Linked DNA regions of Homo sapiens: region 2 is linked to region 1. The links are chromatin loops, found by intact Hi-C in ENCODE. Cell type or tissue: MCF 10A. All regions are shown on one strand. Each heading gives the region's core, and the rest is flanking DNA. Links, peaks and the distances in the headings are about the cores only. Region 1 has its middle 100 kb from the start of DCC. Region 2 overlaps LOC105372121 (a long non-coding RNA gene).

Region 1 (11,173 bases), core at 2,160-10,159:
AAATATTTTGTCCACATCCAGAAATGTTAAACCCCTTGAGTGTCTTAGCCTTTTCAAAATAAAACCTGAAAGTCTCCCTACTTTCCCTCCTGCTATATTCCTACCCCGGGTCAATGATACCTGCTTGAATGAAAGGAAATGAAAGGAAGAAAAAAAAACTGGGTTGGACATAGCAAAATATCATCTGGACACATGTTACAGATGTGTACATGTGTACATTAACAGGAAGGTTAATACCTTCCTGTTCATTTCCTTAGGGAGTCTTCAATTCTTATTAAACATTAGAATCATAGAGGCAACCAAAGGAGAAAGTAAAGAGCCTTGATTTCAAAAGTCCCTGGATGTTTTCCCAAGTCTTCAACTGATTGATTGCACAACCAAAAGCTAATGTAGTTATTTGTTTATTCAGATCCCTAGATACATAGATACACAAGAGGGTGTGTACCAGGGATCACAAGGATGCTCACATATGAAATTCATCAATTGTAGGCACTCAAGTTTATCACACATACACAGGTAATATCTTGTTTATCCCCATTCTGTGGTATCGAATCACCTGCTAAAGTGGTAAGTCGAAGACTGCTGGTGAATTTCTATGTATAAATTTAAGTCCAGTTTTCTCAGGACTTGGTAGCAAAGTCACAAACCTCAACCTTACTCATTTCTGCATAGGCACCCAGTATACTTTGTGTGTGTGTGTGTGTGTGTGTGTGTCTATTTGAGGCCAGCTTGTCTTTACAATCCACTCCAATTTCTGGAGAAGAGGAAGGGAAGGGAAGAAGAAGAGTATTTGCCTTTTCATATCTGTTTTCCAGGTCAGATGAGTTCAAGTCTTCCCGTTTTCTTGGCCATAAGAACTGGGAAGTCTTTTTTCTGCCAGTCTTTTCAGGCAAGAAAAGGAATTAAGAGAAAAACTGTTATTCTCCAGTTTCTCTGTTGCTGTGAAGCTCTAAAGCATCGTTGCAAAAAAGGAAGAGACTTTCTTGTCTGTGTTTTCTAAACATGCATATTTATCTCTTCACCTGTCTACTGTACTATGAATGGCAATGAGCTCTACTTGGAAGTTCAAGGTCCACTCTATCATCTTACCCGCTATGTGATCTTAATTAACTACTTAACATCCCTGAACTTCAATTTTAAAAGGATGAGTTCATGTCTTTTGCAGGGACATGGATGAAGCTGGAAACCATCATTCTTAGCAAACTAACACAGGAACAGGAAACCAAACACCGCATGTTCTCACTCACAAGTGGGAGTTGAACAATGAGAACATATGGACACAGGGAGGGGAACATCACACACCGGGGCCGGTCGTGGGGTGGGGAACTAGGGGAGGGATTGCGTTAGGAGAAATATGTAAATGTAGATGACGGGTTGATGGGTGCAGCAAACCACCATGGCATGTGTATACCTATGTAACAAACCTGCATGTTCTGCACATGTATCCTAGAACTTAAAGTATAATAAAAAAAGTTCTTTGAAATCTCTTTAAGGCATACTTTTTGCTACTATTAAATGATGTAAAATATGTGTTCTAGTTAGTATTATGGTTAATTGCAACCAACAGAAAACCCTAGTACAGTAGCTTCAAACATACAAGCTTTTTTTTTTCCTTCTCTCATATGGAGATAGGCAGTGTGGGCTGGTAAGATAATTCAGGATGTTACCTTCCTCAGGTACCTTCTGGGTTTTGCCCGACCGTTCTTGTTGACTTCTGTCCTCATGATGCCAAGATGGTTGTCTCACCTCAGGCCTGATTTACTGCTTTCATCAAATTAAGGGGAGAGCAAAACATCACAGAGAGGGACTGATGAAGGTGCATACCTGCTGACTCCATCTTTTTAAACGTTTCCTGGGAAGCCTAACCTAGTAACTTCCACTCATATTTTATTAGCCACACCAGGATATTTGGCCACTTCTGGCCTCAAGAGAGTCTGAGGAGAGGGGTGTTTTAACTGGGCACATGGCTACCCTCAGCAAAACAAGAATTCTGTTAATGAAGAAGAAGGGGAAAATGGATTGGTATAGTCAACTACCATGTTATATGAAACACATAGCACACAGTGCCTGCACAGAACACCTCAGTTTAGCCAGATATTCCCCATAATGGAAAGTATAATCCCACCACCTCATCTTTGATTTTTTTTTCCTTTGTTTCACTCACAGAAATATCTCTTATTTTTTTTTTCTCCCAGACAAGATATTCATAGAAAAAATACGAGTTGGAAGACTAAAAGCGATCCTGTGATCCAAATTTTACAAAAACAAAACAAAACAAAACAAAACTAAGACTAATACTCAGAGTCTACATCACAACTGGTTCTTACTCATCCTTCTAGATTCAGCATAATTTCACACTACTTCAACCATCACTTGTTGGTCACTTTATCCACAAATTATAAATTTTCTTTAAAATCAATCGTATCAACTGTAGAATTTAAATATTTAAATGTCTTTAACTTTTTAAAGTTTTAGTCATATACATATAGGGACAAGGAGTAAGAAGGTATTAACAATGTATTTGTACTTCTGTTACAATGTTTAGATTTCCAAAAAACATTTATGTATCCATTGGAACAAAAAAGGAAAGAAAATAAATAGAAATATTCAACACAATCAAATATAATAGCAAGGTTTGAAGAATATGAAATAGAAGGGAATTTACACATTTCAGGGGAGAAAACAAGCTGTTATTTCCTTGAATATATCTTTTGGAATCCACATCTGAATTAGCAGATGTCTATTTGTATCTATTGTGACAACAGAGGTCAACATTTCTGAGTCTCCTGTAACATCACAGTAATTCAAGTATATTACAGTGATACATTGTTTTTCCCCCTTATGAAATGCTAACTGAATGCTAAATCACAAATGTACTTGATCTTTGTATGACTTGTTTACAGTTTATAAATTTCTTGCCTCATGTTATCTTCTGATATTTATAATCCATGTTAAAATTTGTCTTTATTTATAATTTAGGCAACTGACATTGAGAGAGGTAAAGAGACTTGCCCAAAGCAACACAAAGTGAAAGGGATAAAACTTCTGATTTCACTTCCAGCTCTCTTTCTCCCACCTCTCTAATTCTTGACCCACTGGTAAAGAATATGCATTTGGGGTCAAAATTTAAAAAGGGTTTACATGCCATTTGAGAAAAAAAAAAGCGTGTTTTGTTTATTTTTTCCAAGTTTGGAATATTATGGTATCGGGGAGAAAAACATTTTCAGGTTCAGTGGTATGGCTAAAAACTTTAGCCAATAAATTTACAACTAGACTGAAGTGTCTAATCTGACAGGTGAAATTCATCATGCCTCTTACCTTCAATTAACTGCTTCGATTTTCTCAAAGAGCAAGCCAAGGACAAAAAAAAAAAATCACTTGCTAGTGATTGATATATTGAATTAAGAGCTGATCACTTTCTCTTTATAATTCTCTGTGAGGATCATCTATATCCTGAAGGAATCACTCTCTGAGTCATATCAAACTCATTCTGGAACCTCTGTCTGCAGACTAGTAATTATTGGAATAAACCAAGGTCTTTCATTCTGTAATTTGCTTCATTGGTTTGATTACTAAGTATTTCTTGAGTCATTAATATGGACTCTTAACTGTTCCAGGTGCTGAGGATATGTGTGCATAGCCAAACTGGACGAACCCTAACCCTCATGATGCTTCCATTCCTATAGGAGACAAAGGAACATGTAAAAACGGTGAAACGCTACCATGACTATAATAGTAGCATGTTATAAGGCAAAAGGAGGAAAAAGTCTCTTGTGTCTAGTAGTCCAGAGGACACTGAAGATGCTATCTGAACAGTAATTTGAAGCATCATGAGGATATACTGGAAGAGGAAGAAAGTAACACCATGAGAGAACAATGAAACTGGAAGAAAATAGAGGATAGGAAGGGAGGTCTCAGCAAAGTCTGTGTATATTGAAGTAGAAATAAAAGAGGAAAAACCCTGGAGAATTTTGTCACCAGACATTGTAATTATGTTTTTAGATGATGTCACATGTGTGGCATTTTTCCAGGGATAGGTTCAAGATGGGACTGGACCATGGAAGTAGCTACCAACCTATAGCATAGATGGAAGTTCTCAAATGAGTAAGGTCAGGCTATTGGGTGGGTTTACATGAGTGATGTGAGTATTAATGCTGCCATTGATGCTAACAGGGATGAGGATGAAAGGAAAAACTGGTCCCAAATAAAAATTCTCAATGCTTTAAACTAAGGGGCTTTCAAATGACAAACGGGTAGTCAGATAATCAATGCTATATCTGGGGGGCATACATTACAAAGGAGGAGTAAATTATTGCATGGCTCTAGAAAAGTTATGGTCTGAAAGTAGCTACAAAATTCTAAGACCATCCCCAAAACTCAAAGTACATATGATGTAAGAACATGAAGTGTCATCTTTGCAGAATACTAAAAGGGAAGTAGGGTCTATGAAAAAAAGACAGGTATGTTAAGACAAGGAATTTGAAGAGTGGAGGAATCTGTTTAAAGTTGAATATGGGTCCTAAAAGCTCAAATGAATGATACCAGGAGTGGCAGGAAGAATCAGAGGAGAAAAGTGTCAGAATGAATATTTCAGAATAGTAGCAAATGAATATTTGGCTTAATGATCTTGTACTGTCACCACTAGATAACAACAAACGGATTATGGTGCATGGTTTCTGAGGTTTGAGCACCAAACAGAGTGAAGTTTTGAGTGTTATTGAGGTTATATCAAATGGATGCTTGAATACACTATGAGTGGAGTTACAGGGGTTTAGAGTTTAGTCTGAGTTTAGAGAATCCAGAGTAATACAGAGTTAGTCTGAGTTTAGAGAATCCAGAATCTTGTATAGCATGTGGTAAGCTTGCCTACCCTTTGCTCTAGAGGCAGACGTTTTGTTTGTTGTACTGGATAAAAAGAATGCCTGGAATTACAGGCACGAGGTGGGCAGATCACCTGAGGTCAGGAGTTCAAGACCAGCCTCACCAACATGGTGAAACCCCATCTCTACTAAAAATACAAAATTAGCTAGGTATGGTGGTGCATGCCTGTAATCCCAGATACTCTGGAGGCTGAGGCAGGAAAATCACTTGAACCCGGGAAACAGATGTTGCAGTGAGCAGAAATTGCACCATTGCACTCCAGCCTGGGCAACAAGAGCGAAACTCCATCTCAAAAAAAAAAAAAAAAAAAAAAAAAAAAGGAATGTTTGCCTTAAGAGAGAGACACTATCCCTTGCTTCAAAGACTATTAAACATCCTTGAAACAATAATCTGGACTGAGGGGTACTCTATATATCTACTGACAAAACATGTAGAAGCATGACCCTTGGAGAACAGTCTCACGATATTGGTTTGTGACCCTTCTTCTAGCTTCAGGGATGACTGAGGATTTGAGCTTAGATTGAATCCCTTTTGTTACACTAACTCAAAGGATTTATCAATGTACTCTACCCAGGATAGGTGAGAATTCAGCTGAGGCAACTATGAATCAAACCAAGCACAAGTGCCTCATTGTTGGGACTATAATGAGTAACAACTGGTAATGAATCATGAGTTACAGCTGAACAAGAAGCTGAGCACTGCTCATGTAGCCCTGAAGGAGCTATTGCTTAATAAGATGTAACAACTGAAGAGACCCAAGAACTGATGGTTTTCCCGTGATGTGATGGCCTTGCCTTACCCAAGTTTGTCTTTTTGTGACCAGACATTTCCCAAGACTGCAGTGGCTAAGAAATTTTGAAGCCATGCCTAAGAGTTGTGGGACCACCCTAGAGTGCTGTTCTGCTATATTGTTGCCTTCTTTTCTGTGTACCTTCTTAAAGCTGTCTGCTTTATGTCAATTCAAACAACCAATGTTGCTCTTGAACAAAGTGAGCACTGCCCCTTATGAAAGGAAATAATCCTGGCTGCTTGCATTCTGGAAGATGAGCATGCATGCACTATTTTCAGGATGTTATCCGTGCCTAATATTCAGCAGTCCTCTGGTTCACACTATCTAAGGAATAAATGTTCAATCTTCTGCTATGTTGGATAAAATCATGTGCCCATCTGTGGGGCATCAGAGAGGAGATTTGAAAACTAAACCACTTCTTATGCAGACTTTCCACCCATCCTTCTGTTTTGCTTTTCCTCTTCTTTACCACGGTCAGAGGTACCTGTGCCACCTGAACCTTTCTGCCTTCATCTTCTAGGGTTTCTGCCAAATTCACTTAGTTTTCTGCTCCTAAAGTCTGTTCTCTGTTACAATTTGTCATCTGCCTTCCAGTTTTTATAGTATGTTGTTATTATCCATTATAATTTTCTTGGTCTTGGTGGGTTTCTCCTTTTTGATTTTTTAAATAAATAAATAAAATGAAAAAATAAAATTCACGACTCAATACCACGTTACTAGGGTTTTGAAGGAGAACAAAGGTTAGCACACGTGTTCAATTTACCACTGTAATCACAAAGCCTCAGAATCACTTTTTACCTTTCAATCATTTAATGCTCAATAAATAACCAAGGCACCCTTCATCGTTGATAATGTACCTGGGCAGAGGCTCTAGAATGCTATTGTCTTCCCCCCTGCCCACCCCTCCACCAGGTTATCAAATCAAGTTCAATAGATAGTTATTGAATTTTACCCAGAGTATATACGGAATGATTTATGCATACTTTAATTACAGCCATATTTTACCTTGGATGGCCATTTTCATTAAAATGGTCCATAATATATATTCTTAAAGTCAGGTTTATTGAAGAATAATTTAATACTATAAAATTCTTCAATTTTCGGTGTAGAGTAGAATGAGTTTTCACACATTTATTCAGCATTGAGATAGCCACCAAAATCAAGATGTAAAATGTTTCAACTTCCAAAAATTTTCTTCCTGCTTCTTTGTAGACAATCCTCTTACCCTATCCCCAGACCTTGGCAACAACTGATTCATCCTTATGAAATTGTCTTTGTAGGACTGTCATGGAAAAGGAATTCTGTAATAAGTGCCTTTTGTTTCTGGCTTTTATCACTCAGCAGGCTACATTTGAGATTAATCCATGAGGTTAAATATGTAAGTAGTTCACTCCTTTTTTTCCTTTTTAATCCATTGTATGGCTGTAATACAATTGAGTTGCTTCTGGTTTGGGCTTCTATATTTATTCTATATATATATATAAGATATATAATATGTAAATAAATATAATGTATCTATAAAGCTTTATCTATAGATAAAGATATATTACACCTTTATACATATCTTAATATATAATATATATAAAGCTTTATCTATAAAGATATATTACAGCTTTTTACATATCTATAAAGATAATACACAGCTTTATACATAATATATATATTTATTCATATTGTACACAACATATTATATAAATAATATAAATTATACTATATTATATATAATTATGTATAATATAAACAAATATATATTATGTATCAATAGATAAAGCTGCTGCAGACATTCATGTATAGGTATTATGTGCATACAACTTTTCATTTTTCTTAAATACCTAGGAGTAGGATTGCTGGATTATGAGTATATAATTAAATTCTTTTTTTTTCTTTTTAAGAGATGGGGGTCTCATTCTATTGCCCAGGCTGGAGTACAGTGATGCAATCATAGCTCCCTGCAGCCTTGAACTTCTGGGCTCAAGCGATCCTCTTGCCTCACCCTCTTTAGTAGTTGGGACTCCAAGCACAGCCCATCATGCCAAGCTAATTTTTAATTTTTTTTTTTTTGTAGATATGGGGTCTTATGTTGCCCAGGCTGGTCTTAAACTCCAGGGCTCAAGCAGTCCTCCTGCCTCAGCCTCCCAAAGTGTTGGCATTACAGGTAGGAGCCACTTTGCCTGGCCTTTATTAAATTCATACTGAACTACTGAACCATTTTCTAAAGTGGCTATTTTGTACTTGCACCACAATATATGAGGGTTCTGGCTGTTCCACATGACTTTTTTTTTTTTTTTTTTTTTTTTGGTGCCCTATCATACTAGCTAGAACCTAAAGCAAATGTTGGATATAAGTGTAGATAGCAGGAACCATTACCTAGTTCCCAGTCTTAAAGGGAAAGCATTCAGCCTTTTATTGTATAATAGAATGTTAGCCATATATGGCATTTAAGATATCCTTTAAGAAAATGAAGAAGTTCTTTTCTATTTGTATGTTGCTGAGAGGTTTTGTTGTAAAGTGTTATTGAATTTTGTCAATTTTTAAAATGCATCTATTAAGATGATCACCTTTTTTCTTGTTTATTTTGTTGATATAGGTGAAATTCATTGACAGATTTTCAAAATTTGAACCAATTTTGCATTCCTGGTATATAAACACCATGTGGTCAAGGTGTATTATCTTTTTATATATTGCTGGATTTTATTGGTAATATTTTTTAAAGGATCTTTGCAAATAGGCTCATGAAGGATGTTGGTCTGTATACTTCTTTTCTTGTAACATTTTTTACTGTTTGGCAGCAAGTTAATGCTAGCATCAATATAGAGTTGAAGAATGTTTCCTTCTCTTTCAGAAGAATTTGTATAGAAATGGTGTGACTTTTCTCCGAAAAGTTTGTTAGCATTTTCCTATGCAGCCATTTGTGCCTCGACTTTTTTTTTTTTTTTTTTTTTTTTTTGCTTGTTTGTCTGTTTTTGGGGATGAGTTTTAACTATACTTTTGTAATAAATACAGAGTGATTCAGGTTACATTTTTTTTTTTTTTTTGAGACAGAGTTTCACTCTTGTTGCCAAAGCTGGAGTGCAATGGTGTGATCTCAGCTCACTGCAACCTCTGCCTCCTGGGTTCAAGTGATTCTCCTGACTCAGCCTTCTGAGAAGCTGGAATTACAGGTGCGTGCCACCACGCCTGGCTAAATTTTTGTATTTTTAGTAGAAACGGGGTTTCACCATGTTAGCCAGGCTGGTCTCGAACTCCTGACCTCAGGTATTCACCTGCCTCGGCCTCCCAAAGTGCTGAGATCACAGGCGTAAGCCACTGCACCCGGCCATTTACTTCTTTATGATTGAGCTTTGGTAATTTGTGTCTTTCAAGTAATTTGACTTTCATCTATGTTATGATATTTATTTTATTCATTGGCATAAATTGTTCCACAAAATCCCTTTAATATATACTTACTAATCTGTACAATGTGTAATGTTTCTGCTTTTATTACATATATTGGTAATTTTTGTATCTCTTTTTTTCATGATCAGTTTGGCTAAAGGTTCATCAATTTCATCAATTCTTTTTAAAGAACCAGGTTTTGGTTTAATAAATTTAAAATAAAAAACTTTTTATTCTGTTTAAAAGTTCATTGATTTCTGGTAATATATTTCTTTCTTTCTCTCTGTTTTCCTTGAATTTACCTTACTTTTTTTTAGTTTCTTAGGATATTACCTTCCATTATTGATTTTAGACTTTCCTAGATTTCTGAATACACATAAAAATTTTCCTCTAAGCATTGCTTAAACGACATTCCACAAATTTTGGTATGTTGTATTTTACATAGAGTCAATTCAACATTTTATTTCTGTTTTGACCCATGGGCTAGGTAGAAGTGTAATGCTTAATTTTCAAATATTTGGAGACTTTACAAGTATCTTTCTGTTACTTATTTCTACTTTAACTTCATTTTTTGAAAAAAAACACCATTTATGTAAATTTACATTTCAGTTGGTGAGATTTGAATTATAACTCAGAAAATAGTCTATTTTGGTGAATGTGTCCTGTGTATTTGAAAAGAATGTGCATTCTGCCATTGTTGTGTGAAGTGTCTTTTAAATATCAACTATCAAAATTGTTCCATAATATTGTTCAGCTCTTTTATGTTCTTAGTGATTTTCTGTTGACTTGTTCCATCAGTCACTGAGTAATTGAAATTCCCAACTATATTTATATATTTCTCAATTTATTTTTTCAGTTGCTTTTTTCTTATGTATTTTGAAGTATTTTGAAGCATTTTTGTTGGGTCCATACATATTTATGACAATGATGTCTTTGTGATATAATTTTAAATTATTTATCCATAGGATATATTATTTATATTATTCCTCTTTATTTTCAATAATAGTGCTTATTCTAAGGCTACCTTGTGTAATATTAATAGATACTTCCACTTTTTTTGTAGTGTTTACAAAGCAAATCTTATTTCTATCATTTTCTGTTAACGAAGTTATATCTTTATATTAAAAAATGTTTTGTCTATAGTATAGAATGGGATCTTACATTTCTGCCTAATCCGACAATCTTTGCCTTTTTGGTGGGGGTTGACTATTTACAGTTAATACATTTGGATCTAAATCTTTGCTCTTGCTAGTTGCTTTTTCATTGCCCTATATGTCTCCCTTACCCTCTTTCCCTGCCTTCTTTTGGTTTGAGTTTATTTACAATTTTACTTTTGAAAGCATAATTTTGTACTTGTTCTAAGGTTTACATTACACATTTTAAATTTATCACAGTCTATCTTCAATTAACACTATACAACTTCAGGTATATGAAAATATTAAAGCAGTACACTTTCATATTTTGTGCTATTGAATTCATACATTTTACTTAAACATGTTAACCACATAACACATTGTTACACATTTCTGCTTTAAACAGTTAACTTTTGAAAAGATTAAAAATAAAAATTCTCATTTCTACCATTTTCCTGTGCTGTTTATTTGTGTAGATTCAAATTTCCATGTGATATTATAGTCTGTTTCTGAAGAACACTCTCTTCTAACACTTCTTTTAGTGCAGTATATTGGCAATAAAATCTCTTAGATTTTGTTGGTCTGAGAAAGTCTCTTTTATTTGCATTAACTATTGAAAAATATTTTCAATGGTTATAGAATTCTAGATTGACAGATTTATTTTTTTTTCTTTTAGCACTTTAAAGATTTTACTCTGTTAGCTTCTGGCTACCACAGTTTCAGATGAAAAATCAGTTGTCATTCTTACATTGCTTCTCTTTAATGTTTTATTTTTCCCCTCTGGCCACCTTCAAGACTTTTCTTTAAGTTTGGTTTTATCAGTTTGAATATAATAACTCTAGGACTGTGTGTATGTGTGTGTATATGTGCACATGTGTGCACATCTGACTTGTGTTTTCCCTAAGTTTCTACAAATGGTGGTCTAGCTTTAATTAATTTTGGAAAATTTCATCTATTATATCTTTAAATGTTTCTTCTGCTCCTTTGGTTCTGT
Region 2 (11,173 bases), core at 1,442-9,441, 76 kb after region 1:
CTGAGCACTAGAGTGAAAGCAAATAAACACAATCTTGTTCTTGGTATGGTGGAGAGTATGTGGGGGGCAGTAACTTCCCTAAAATCTCTACCTTGGTGAACACTAAGTCATATTGTGTTAAGAGCTATATGAGAAGAGTGTTGAAAATGTGATGAGATACTGAGGCAGCATTCCTCATTAGAAAAACAAATTAATTATTGTATCCTAAATTTATATTTTTATTAATACGAGAGAGATTGATTACATTTTCATATGTGAGAGAATTTTCATTTCATTTTCAGTGACATATCTGTGGCCTATTTTTGTCCATTTTTAAAATTGAATTGTTGGCACATTTCTCTCATTTTTAATAGTTCTTTATATTTTAAAGATGTTAACTTTCAGTCCATTCTATTACAAATACTGTGTCCCATCTTGTCATTTTTCTTGTTATTATGCATATGGAGTATTTTGTTTTCATGATTAGAAAAGAATTTTGCCTTTCTCCAGATATAAAAGAATTCAGCCATTACATCATGTTTTCTCATTTTGCTTGTATGGTTTAATACTTTTATCTTTAAATACCTAATCCATTTGGAATTTATCCTAGTGTGTAATGTGAAAAATGGATCCAACTTGATGTATTTAATATATATATTCACTTATCTCAAAACCACTTATTACAAAATCTATAATTTTATCTATCAAGTCAGAGATTGCCCTTATTGCGTACTTGATTTCCATATGTGATTGGGTCTAATTTTTGGACTTTTCTTTTTGTCCGATTGTTATGTCTGTCTAGTCTTCTACCAACACTACACAGTTTTTAACATATGGGCTGTAGCACATTTTAATTTATGGTAGAATTCTTCCCTGTCATTACCCTTCCTTGCCACGTTTTCTTGATTGTTCCTCTGTGTGTGCAAATTTTTTTTCTTCTTTTATTGTTCTATGTTATAACTTAATTTTTATTCAGAGTCCTTATACTTTAGGAATGCTGTGGTTGCTTCTAAGTTTTAGGGGCTCATATAGGGATAGGGTACTGTGGTGCCTCTGTGTTTGAGTTATCTGTACAAGCAAGAACACTCAGACCTACGTTTCTCCATTTTTATTCCTCAGCCATAAGTATACACTGGTCACTCTTGAGATAGTTCGTGTTCCTATCCACAAAACTCCTTCGAGTCTCTTGTCATCTCTGCTGTGGCCAGCGCAGGCTGAAGCATAGGTGTAAAGCTGCAGCTTCTGCTCCACCTTGGGGAAAAGAAAACTTTGTATATTGTGTAGGACTCTGTCCACCTTCACTGATAACACATTCTTGACTCTCACTGATAGTGTTCTTCTTCCTCAGCCCACCTTATGAACATCCTGTTCTGCAATCAGGTCCCAGATCTCACATTCTCAAAGGTTCTCAATTTCTCTTTCTTTAGTCACTCTTACCATTACTTTCTTTTTCCTTTCCACCCATGTGATTCTCTTTCTACAATGATGGGGAGTAGTCATGGAACACCACTTTCTTTCTTCCACTGCTCCCAACTATTTTATTCAAAATACTCTAAATTAAAAAAAGAAATTAAAACTTTTGGGACACATAAGTCAGACTTTTAGGTCGTTTTGTTCTATGTTCTGTCACATACCTTTACTAAAGTGATGTTCACAAAGTTAAGGGTTTGTTTGTTTTTTTTCCTTGAAGGAGGAAAAGAATAGGAGGAAAAAAAAACTATGTAGTTACAATTTCTGGTAGAAATGGGAATGTGTGATCCACATACAGGATTAAAAGCAGGCAACAGAAATGGCCTTTAAGAGAATTCAGATTATTTACTTAACATACGAAGACTTCACAGCAGCTATGAATATATATATTTCCTTTTTGGAGACAGAGTCTCACTCTGTAAACCAGGCTGGAGTGCAGTGGCATGCTATCAACTCACTGCAACCTCCAGCTCCTGGATTCAAGCAATTCTTGTGCCTCAGCCTCCCAAGTAGCTGGAACTACAGACATGTGCCACCACACCCAGCTAATTTTTGTGTTTTGATTAGAAACTGGGTTTCGCCATGTTGGCCAGGCTGGTCTCAAACTCCTGGTCTCAAGTGATCCACCTGCCTCGGCTTCCCAAAGTGCTGGGATTACAGGCATGAGCCACCGCACCCCGCCTATAATAAACATTTTCAAGGAACTAGAGGAAACCATGCTTCAATAAGTAAAAGAAGGTAAATTGACAATGTCTCACTGAATAAAGACTATCAATAAAGATATTGAATTTATAAAAGAAAACAAAATGAACATCCTGGAGTTGAAGAGTACAATAATTGAAATAAATTAACTAGATGGGCTCAACAATAAATTTTAACTGGCAGAAAAAAGAATCAGAGAACTTGGAAATAGATTGATAGAGATTATGCAGTCTGAAGAACAGATAGAAACAAAAAGAATGAGGAAAAGTGAACATAGCATCAGAGAAATGTGGGACATCATTAGGCACATCAACATATATGTAAAGTTAGAACCAAAAAGAAGAGAGAGAAAAGAGCATTATATATATATAGCAACAGAAAAAATTTTCCAAATTTGAAGTTAAAAAACTTCACGTAAAATAAATTCAATGATATTTACACCTAGACACATTATAGCAAAAATGCTGAAAGACAAAGACAAATAAAATATTTTGTAAGCAGTAAGAAAAAATTAGTCATCACATGTAAGGAAACTCTTAATAAAATTAACAGCTAACTTCTCCCCAGAAACAATGGAGGCCAGGAGGCAATGGAATGACATATTCAAAGTGCTAAAAGGGTTATGTATTCATTTCAATCACTAACATTGTACCCCAAAATTGCAGGGTACAATTTCAATATAAAAATCAACTGTATTTCTATATAAAATTTATTGTATTTCTATGCACCAGCAATGAACAATCTAAAAATATAATTAAGAAAACAACTTGGCCAGGTATAGTGGCTCATGCCTGTAATCCCAGCACTTTCAGAGGCCGATTACTTGAGGTCAGAAGTTCGAGACCAGGCTGGCCAACATAGTGAAACCCCATCTCTACTAAAAATACAAAAATTAGCCAGGTGTGGTGGCACGTGCTGGTAGTCCCAGCTACTTGGGAGGCTGAGGCAGGAGAATTGCTCGAGCCCAGGAGGCGGAGGTTGCAGTGAGCCGAGATCACACCACTGCACTCCAGCCTGGGTCACAGAGGGAGACTCTGTCTCAAAAAAGAAACAAACAAGAAAACAATTCTATTTACAATAGCATAAAGAATAAAATACTTAGAAATAAGTTTAACAAACAAAGCGCCAACTTATGCGCTGAAAACTATAAAATAATCACTGAAATTAATTTACAAAGACCTAAATAAATGGAAATGCATCCACATTAATGTATCAGGGACTTAATATTGTTAGGATGGCAAAACTCCCCAAATTGATCTATAGATTCAATGCAATCCTTACCAAAATCCTATCTGAGGTGAATTTTGTTTTTGGCAGAAACTGACAAGTTGATTTTTAAATATCATATAAAAATGTAAGGGCCACCCAGAATAGCCAAAGCAAACTTTAAAAAAACAAACATTGAAAAACTCACATTTTCTGATTTCAAAACTTAATATAATGCTACAGTAATCAAGACAATGTGGTACTGCCAAAATGATAGGCATATGACTCAATGAAATATTATTAATATTTCAGAAATAAACCCTTTTATGGTACACTGATTTTTAATAAGGGTACCAAGTTAATTCAATGGGAAAAGAATAGTCTGTTCAATAATGTTGCCAGTACAACTGGATATCCATACGCAAAAACATAAATTTGAAAAATTTGAATCCCCACCTCATGCCATACAAAAAAAATAAATTCAAGGTTCACAGACCCTATAGAAAAGCTATAAACAATAAATATAAAATTCTTGGAAGAAAATACAGGAGTGAATATTTACAACCAAGGGTTAGGCAATGGTTTGCTAGACATGACACCAGAAGTACAAACAACAACAGAAAAGATAGATAAATTTGACTTCATCAGTATTAAAAATTTTTGTGCTTCAAAGGATACCACTGAGAGGCCAGGCACAGTGGCTCATGCCTGTAATCCCAACACTTCAGGAGCCTAAGGTGGGAGGACTGCTTGAGTCCAGGAGTTCAAGACCAGCTTGTGAAACATGGCAAAATCTCATTTCTACCAAAAATACAAAAATTAGCCAGGCATAGTGGCACACACCAGTTGGCCTAGTTACTTGGGAGGTTAAGGTGGGAGGATCTCTTGTGCTCAGCAGGCAGAGGTTGCACTTAGCCGATATGGTGCCATGGTATTCCAGCCTGTTTGACAGAGCCAGACCCTGTCTCAGAAAAATAAAATATAAAAAGGATACCACCAAGAAAGTGAAAAGACAACTCACAGAACGAAAGAAAATACTTGCAAGTCATATATTTGATAAGGGACTTACATCTAGAATATTTAACTCTTATAACTCAATTATAAACAGAAAAGTAGTTCTATTGAAATTTGGCAGTGTTAGCTTTGCTGAGCTAAAAAGAAATGGCAATGAATTTTAGTAGATATTTCTCCAAGGAAGATATACAAATAGCTAATAAGCACATTAATATCATTAGTTACCAGGGACCTGCTACCCCAAAGCATAGAGATGCCATTTTATATCCACTAGAATAGCTGCAATGAAAAGATAGATATTAACAAAGTAAGGTACCCTGGAATGATGGCTCATGATTTCAGAGTAAAGACACACAGTAAGTACATATGGTGTGCAAGTATCTATGTAGATTCATGTGTGTATGTATAATACACAAATACATACATTTATGTGGAAGAATTCTAGACATTAAAAGCTAAAAAATGTGACTAGCACATAAGTAATCTTAACTATGAAGACTCTAATTTGACAATGTAGGGCCAGAAATATGTATGCAACTATTAACAACAGCATTATCATTAATAGCCCAAAAGTAGAAATAGTGTAAATGTCTATCACTGGACAAATGGATAAACCTAGTGTGATAAATCCATACAATAGAATACCATTCATTTATAAAAAGAAAAAAGCTGCTAATATATGCTACATAATGGGTGGACCTCAAAAACATTATGCTAAGTGAAAGAAGTCAAACACAAAAAAATACATAATGTGTGATTCCATTTATATGAAACGTCCAGATAAGGCAAACCTATAGAGAGTAGATTAATGGCTCTCTGAGCTAGGGGATGGGATTGAGTACTGACTGCAAACAAACATAAGATATATTGGGGTAATAAAATATTCTAACCTGGTTTGAGTTGATGGTTGTAAAAGTCTGTAAATTTCCTAAGAATCATTGAACTGTACACTTAAAACAGGTGAATTTAATGGCATGTACATTATGCTTTAATAAATCTAGTGAGAAAGAGAGAGAGATTCAATAAGATGTTCATCCAATGTCAATTGACACTGAGTACCCTGGAGCTGGCTCAGGAATTCAGCTAGCTGAAGCAATGCAGCTGTGTCAGGCTGCTACTTTCTTAATTTGGGCTGAGTCACTTCCACTCCACCCAGATACATAAGATTCATAGCATTCCTGCCAGCACTCACAGTCTTTTTACCTGTAGGCTAGCAGTGTATGACAGATGCTGACTCATTCACTCGCCAATAGGCTAATCAGCATTGACAATCAGCAATTATACTGCGTTAAGCTCCCAACTTTGTTCTTCAAAGTTGTGGGTAGCTCTAATTTCATTTGCAGCTATGAAGTAGGGCTTTACTATAGGTATCACTCTTGACTTTGACAGAATATTTGTCAGGGGTACCTAAACACCAAGGACAGGACAAGGTCACCAGAGAGTATCCCTGGACAAGGTTAGTCTACAGAGGGAGAAGTTATGCTCATAAATTGAAACAAGGTAAGCATATGTTATCTGGTGAATGTAAAGAATTCTGTTTCTCAGCTTCCTCTCTTTGGTTTTTATAATTAGCCACTTCTAGGGCCACCTGAATTTATCATTTGTGAAGAGAATAAATGCAAACCAAGTCTCCAAATTATGCTGGCTGCACAATCTCTAAAAAATAGCTATTTCATGAGTCTCTATAAAAAATGTTCCTGCTGTAGGATACAAAATCAGTGTGCAAAAATAACAAGCATTCCTATATGCCAATAATAGACAAACAGCCAAATCATGAGTGAACTTCCATTCACAGTTGCTTCAAAGAGAATAAAATACCTAGGAATCCAACCTACAAGGGATGTGAAGGACCTGTTCAAGGAGAACCACAAACCACTGCTCAATGAAATAAAAGAGGACACAAACAAATGGAAGAACATTCCATGCTCATGGATAGGACGAATCAATATTGTGAAAATGGCCATACTGCCCAAGGTAATTTATAGATTCAATGCCATCCCCATCAAGCTACCAATGACTTTCTTCACAGAATTGGAAAAAACTACTTTAAAGTTCATATGGAATCAAAAAAGAGCCTGAATTGCCATGTCAATCCTAAGCCAAAAGAACAAAGCTGGAGGCATCACGCTACCTGACTTCAAACTATACTACAAGGCTACAGTAACCAAAACAGCATGGTACGGGTACCAAAACAGAGATATAGAATAATGGAACAGAATAGAGCCCTTGGGAATAATACCTCAAATCTACAACCATCTGATCTTTAACAAACCTGATAAAAACAAGAAATCAGGAAAGGATTCCCTATTTAATAAATGGTGCTGGGAAAACTGGCTAGCCATATGTAGAAAGCTGAAACTGGACCCCTTCCTTACACTTTATGCAAAAATTAATTCAAGATGGATTAAAGACTTAAATGTTAGATCTAAAACCATAAGAACCCTAGAAGAAAACCTAGGCAATACCATTCAGGACATAGGCACAGGCAAGGACTTCATGACTAAAATACCAAAAGCAATGGCAACAGAAGCCAAAATTGACAAATGGGATCTAATTAAACTAAAGAGCTTCTGCACAGCAAAAGAAACTACCATCAGAGTGAACAGGTGACCTACAGAATGGGAGAAAATTTTTACAATCTACCCATCTGACAAAGGGCTAATATCCAGAATCTACAAAGAACTCAAACAAATTTACAAGAAAAAAATCAAACAACCCCATCAAAAAGTGGGCAAAGGATATGAACAGACACTTCTCAAAAGAAGACATTTATGCAGACAACAGACACATGAAAAAATGCTCATCATAACTGGCCATCAGAGAAAGGCAAATCAAAACCATAATGAGATACCATCTCATACCAGTTAGAATGGCGATCATTAAAAAGTCAGGAAACAACAGGTGCTGGAGAGGATGTGGAGAAATAGGAACACTTTCACACTGTTGGTGGGACTGTAAACTAGTTCAACCATTGTGGAAGACAGTGTGGTGATTCCTCAAGGATCTAGAACTAGAAATACCATTTGACCCAGCCATCCTATTACTGGGCATATACCCAAAGGATTATAAATCATGCTGCTATAAAGACATATGCACACGTATGTTTCTTGAGGCACTATTCACAATAGCAAAGACTTGGAACCAATCCAAATATCCATCAGTGATAGACTGGATTAAGAAAATGTGGCACATATACACCATGGATATGCAGCCATGAAAAAGGATGAGTTTATGTCCTTTGTAGGGACATGGATGAAGCTGGGAACCATCATTCTGAACAAACTATCACAAGGACAGAAAACCAAACACCACATGTTCTCACTCATAGGTGGGAACTGAACAATGAGAACACTTGGACACGGGCGGGGGGAACATCACACACAGGGTCCTGTTGTGGGGTCAGGGGAGAGGAGAGGGATAGCATTAGGAGATATACCTAATATAAATGACAAGTTAACGGGTGCAGCACACCAACATGGCACACGTATACATATGTAACAAACCTGCATGTTGTGCACATGTACCCTAGAATTTAAAGTATAATTAAAAAAAAGAACTTTCCCCTTAGAAAATAAATAAATAAATAAATAAATGAAAAAAATATTCCTGCTGTAGAATAAAAGAGCAAGAAATTTCCCCAATTTTTTTCAAGAGAACAGTAGTTTAAGGAGTGCATTTAAGGAATAGGAAGGATCTTTTTCCACATACACTAAGACTGGGCTCAAGAGGTTCTGAAGAGCTTAGATACTTCTAGTGATGCTTTTTCACATTTTTAATGTCCCTGGGAACCAGGAGTTTATCAAGTTCAAAGCTGTACTCCCAAGACAGACATAATGTCAAGAACATAATTACATTAAATAATGTTTTTATTATATGATTGAGTAACATATTAAGTAAGTTACAGAGGCTTTTACAGACATTTCAAGAGCTAAGAGAAAGCTCCTAAGCCAGATGAAATCCCGGAGCTAAAGGTACCTGCAAAGGCAAGCGCCAGAGTCATTATAAGCAAGAACAACAGGAGAAAGATCCACAGTTTCTTTCTAGCAACTATGGATGGTTAAGAGCAATACTTATTAGAGGGCGACGAGAGACCACATGAGCACTTCAGATGTGTAGGTTCATAACGTCCCTCTTCTTTTCAGGCTTTCCTATGATATTTTGTAGTATGCAATGCTGTGCAGCATACTAGGGTGGCTGGACTTTGTTTGACAAAGAGGCTAGAGCCAAGTGAAATTTGATGTTCTTTCCTAAAAGAATACATGGGATCTTCATGATCTGAACATCTCCACGGCAGAAAGTATAGCTTAGAACACTATATAGCTTGCAAATAACTCTCAAGGACAAATCTTACTAGCTCATCATAAAAAGCCTAAATAGTAGGGAAGATATTATTCCTATTTTACAGTTAAGGAAACTGAAATCAAAAGAGATTAGGAGACTCTCCCAGGAAGTAGCAAAGCCACAAATTTAATCCAGATCTGCTTATTGCAAAGACAGTATAAATTCTTCCTTATAATACACCCTAATGGGAGGCACACAGCAGCTGGCTCTCCAGATGAGGCTGCTTCCATCAAAGCGGACTTGTTTGTTTTTCTTCTTTTCTTTGTTTTGCTTGAAGTGATTTTAGCTCAGCCAAAGAAGCAGACTCACAGAGTGCCATGAGCTATTTGTACCATGGTCACCTATATCAGAAAATGGCAAGGACTCCAAATATTAGAGCAAGAAGGGACATAAAGTTCTCTGGGCCCAGGCTCTGTATGTCACAGGTGAGGAAACTGCAGCCTAATGGACCCATGAGAGATAAGGATAAAGATAGCATGAACCTCAGAGGCCAACTGAGATGGTGACTGACATCCGAGTGTCTGTTCCACAGCCCAATACAATCTTCTCATCTAAAAGCAAACAGCACATGCTCTCAGGAGGGAAATAAGATAGAGCATTTTATTATAGTCTCTAAATTATGATTCTCTATTATTTTTACTAGGACTGTCAGCCTGAGTTGTCATAACTGCATTATAATCTCTTTTAGGACAGAGCCTAAGTAGAATGCCTTATTCACTTACCCCAGAAATTGCTAGTGTAAATGCAAATTCTTAGTGAGAACTTCATGAGCAAATCAAAACCTTCACCATACATGGCTAGGGTTAAGGAGAATGCTAACAAAATATGCATTCATTAAAAATTCAAATACAGCAAAGCAATATTAATCTTTAAAAGTATTTTTCAAAATGCTGCCAAAAGTAATACTGAAAATAAAGTCACCTTTGAGCAAAATTAGAGCTTGCAAAGCCATTTTTCCAATCTTGAAAATTCTAATTGATGTAAACCCAAAAGAACTGCAGCTCAGCAAGGTTTAGCTACACTTAAACACTCAGAAATTGCACTGTGCCATAGAGTTTGACTTCCTTAAACTCTCTGCAGGTTTCACCGGCAATAAGTAATGGGCAGGTCTTTTGTTGTTTTCATTTTCTGTGACTCTTCCATTTTCTATTGAACCAAATTTTGCTTTCTCAAAAACACCTATGAATATTTGGTACCACTAATTGGCAGCTTCAAGAATGGAATGGAATTGTTTGAGGAGGGATGGCCTGGGAAGAAGGAAAGCATTTCATGTGTCACAACTCATTACAAACCCAAGGAATAAATATTTCCTTATTGGTAAAATAAGGGAGTGGCCCTGCATACTCTAAGGCACCATCCAGTTCTCAAGTTTCAAAGGCTATGATTAAAACTAAACATTGATTCAATCAAGTGATATCATTTATTAAGCTAAATAAGAAATACTAAGCAGAATCAGCAGCTAAGCTCACTACAGAATTGTTTTTAAAACATATAAACCTCCACACTGTCAGATAATCTCATTTTAATTTGTTTCAGGGCTGCCTGGCTAGCAAGCCCCAAAATGAAATCTTATTTCATGTATAGCAGCAGATACAATTGTCTGCATTCACTTATTTGCCATTAGAGCTGGATAATTTCTTGTTCTTGGACTGCAGCTATAGTTCCCTTTGATATCTTGCACACACCTCACTAGGTGCAAAATCTTCACAGAGAAAAGAGGAAAGACAGGAAAGACAATAAAGTAAAGAAAAGGAAAGGGAGCCCACACTGTCTCCAAAAAGACATATAATAAAATTCAGTATTTTTTATGTCATCATATAAAGAATGACTTGTATATTGATCTTACTCTGTTGTTGCATTGATTAGGATCAAAGCCTCCCTTGCTGCAATGAAACCAAGTTCTGTAAACATAAGTTTCAGTCATCAGCTATATTAATTTACAGGAAAATACAATGACTAGGTGAAAAAATGCACATAACTATTTTTAGTAGAACCGAGCCTAACAGAATTTCTGATCCTATCAAAGTTCTAGTAGAAATTAGTCATGTAATTTAAAAATTTAACACTTGAATAACATCTGCTCTGTGCTAAGCCCTGTTCTAAGTCCTCTGTACATATTAAATCTCACAACAACCCAATGACATAAATGTAATTTTTATCTCCATTTTACTCACGACAAAAACTTAGACACAGAATTTCAGGGGCCAGGCATAGTGTCTCACGCCTGTAATCGCAACACTTTGGGAGGCTGAGGCAGGTGGTGGCACATGCCTGTAATATCAGGGAGGCCGAGGCATGAGAATCGATTGAACGTGGGTGGGGGGAGATGGAGGTTGCCGTGAGCCGAGATCGCACCATTGTACTCCAGCCTGGGCAACAGAGTGAGATTCTGTCTTAAAAAAAAAAAAAAAAAATTAGAGACTGTATTACGTTGAATAGTATTCCTCCTCAAATTCCCAAA

Evidence for each region. A loop is a pair of places that touch in the nucleus more often than their neighbours do. Peaks named below come from ENCODE experiments on the same cell type or tissue, not always from the same donor. Only the 100,000 strongest peaks of a DNase experiment are listed, where the experiment ranks them.
Region 2: a loop joins it to region 1, with 3 times the contacts of the local background. A loop is called at or near these places in 2 of 110 quality-filtered maps.

The regions. Positions count from the first base shown.
Region 1 is chr18:52,232,116-52,243,288 of GRCh38, reverse strand. No RefSeq gene overlaps it. Among named protein-coding and RNA genes, the nearest start is that of DCC, 100 kb to the left of the region's middle. In MCF 10A, for the core only: no CTCF peak of the experiment used is centred there; a DNase peak (open chromatin) is centred at 5,548.
Region 2 is chr18:52,155,228-52,166,400 of GRCh38, reverse strand. All of the region lies in intron 3 of LOC105372121 (a long non-coding RNA gene), which reads right to left. Among named protein-coding and RNA genes, the nearest start is that of DCC, 180 kb to the left of the region's middle. In MCF 10A, for the core only: no CTCF peak of the experiment used is centred there; a DNase peak (open chromatin) is centred at 5,560.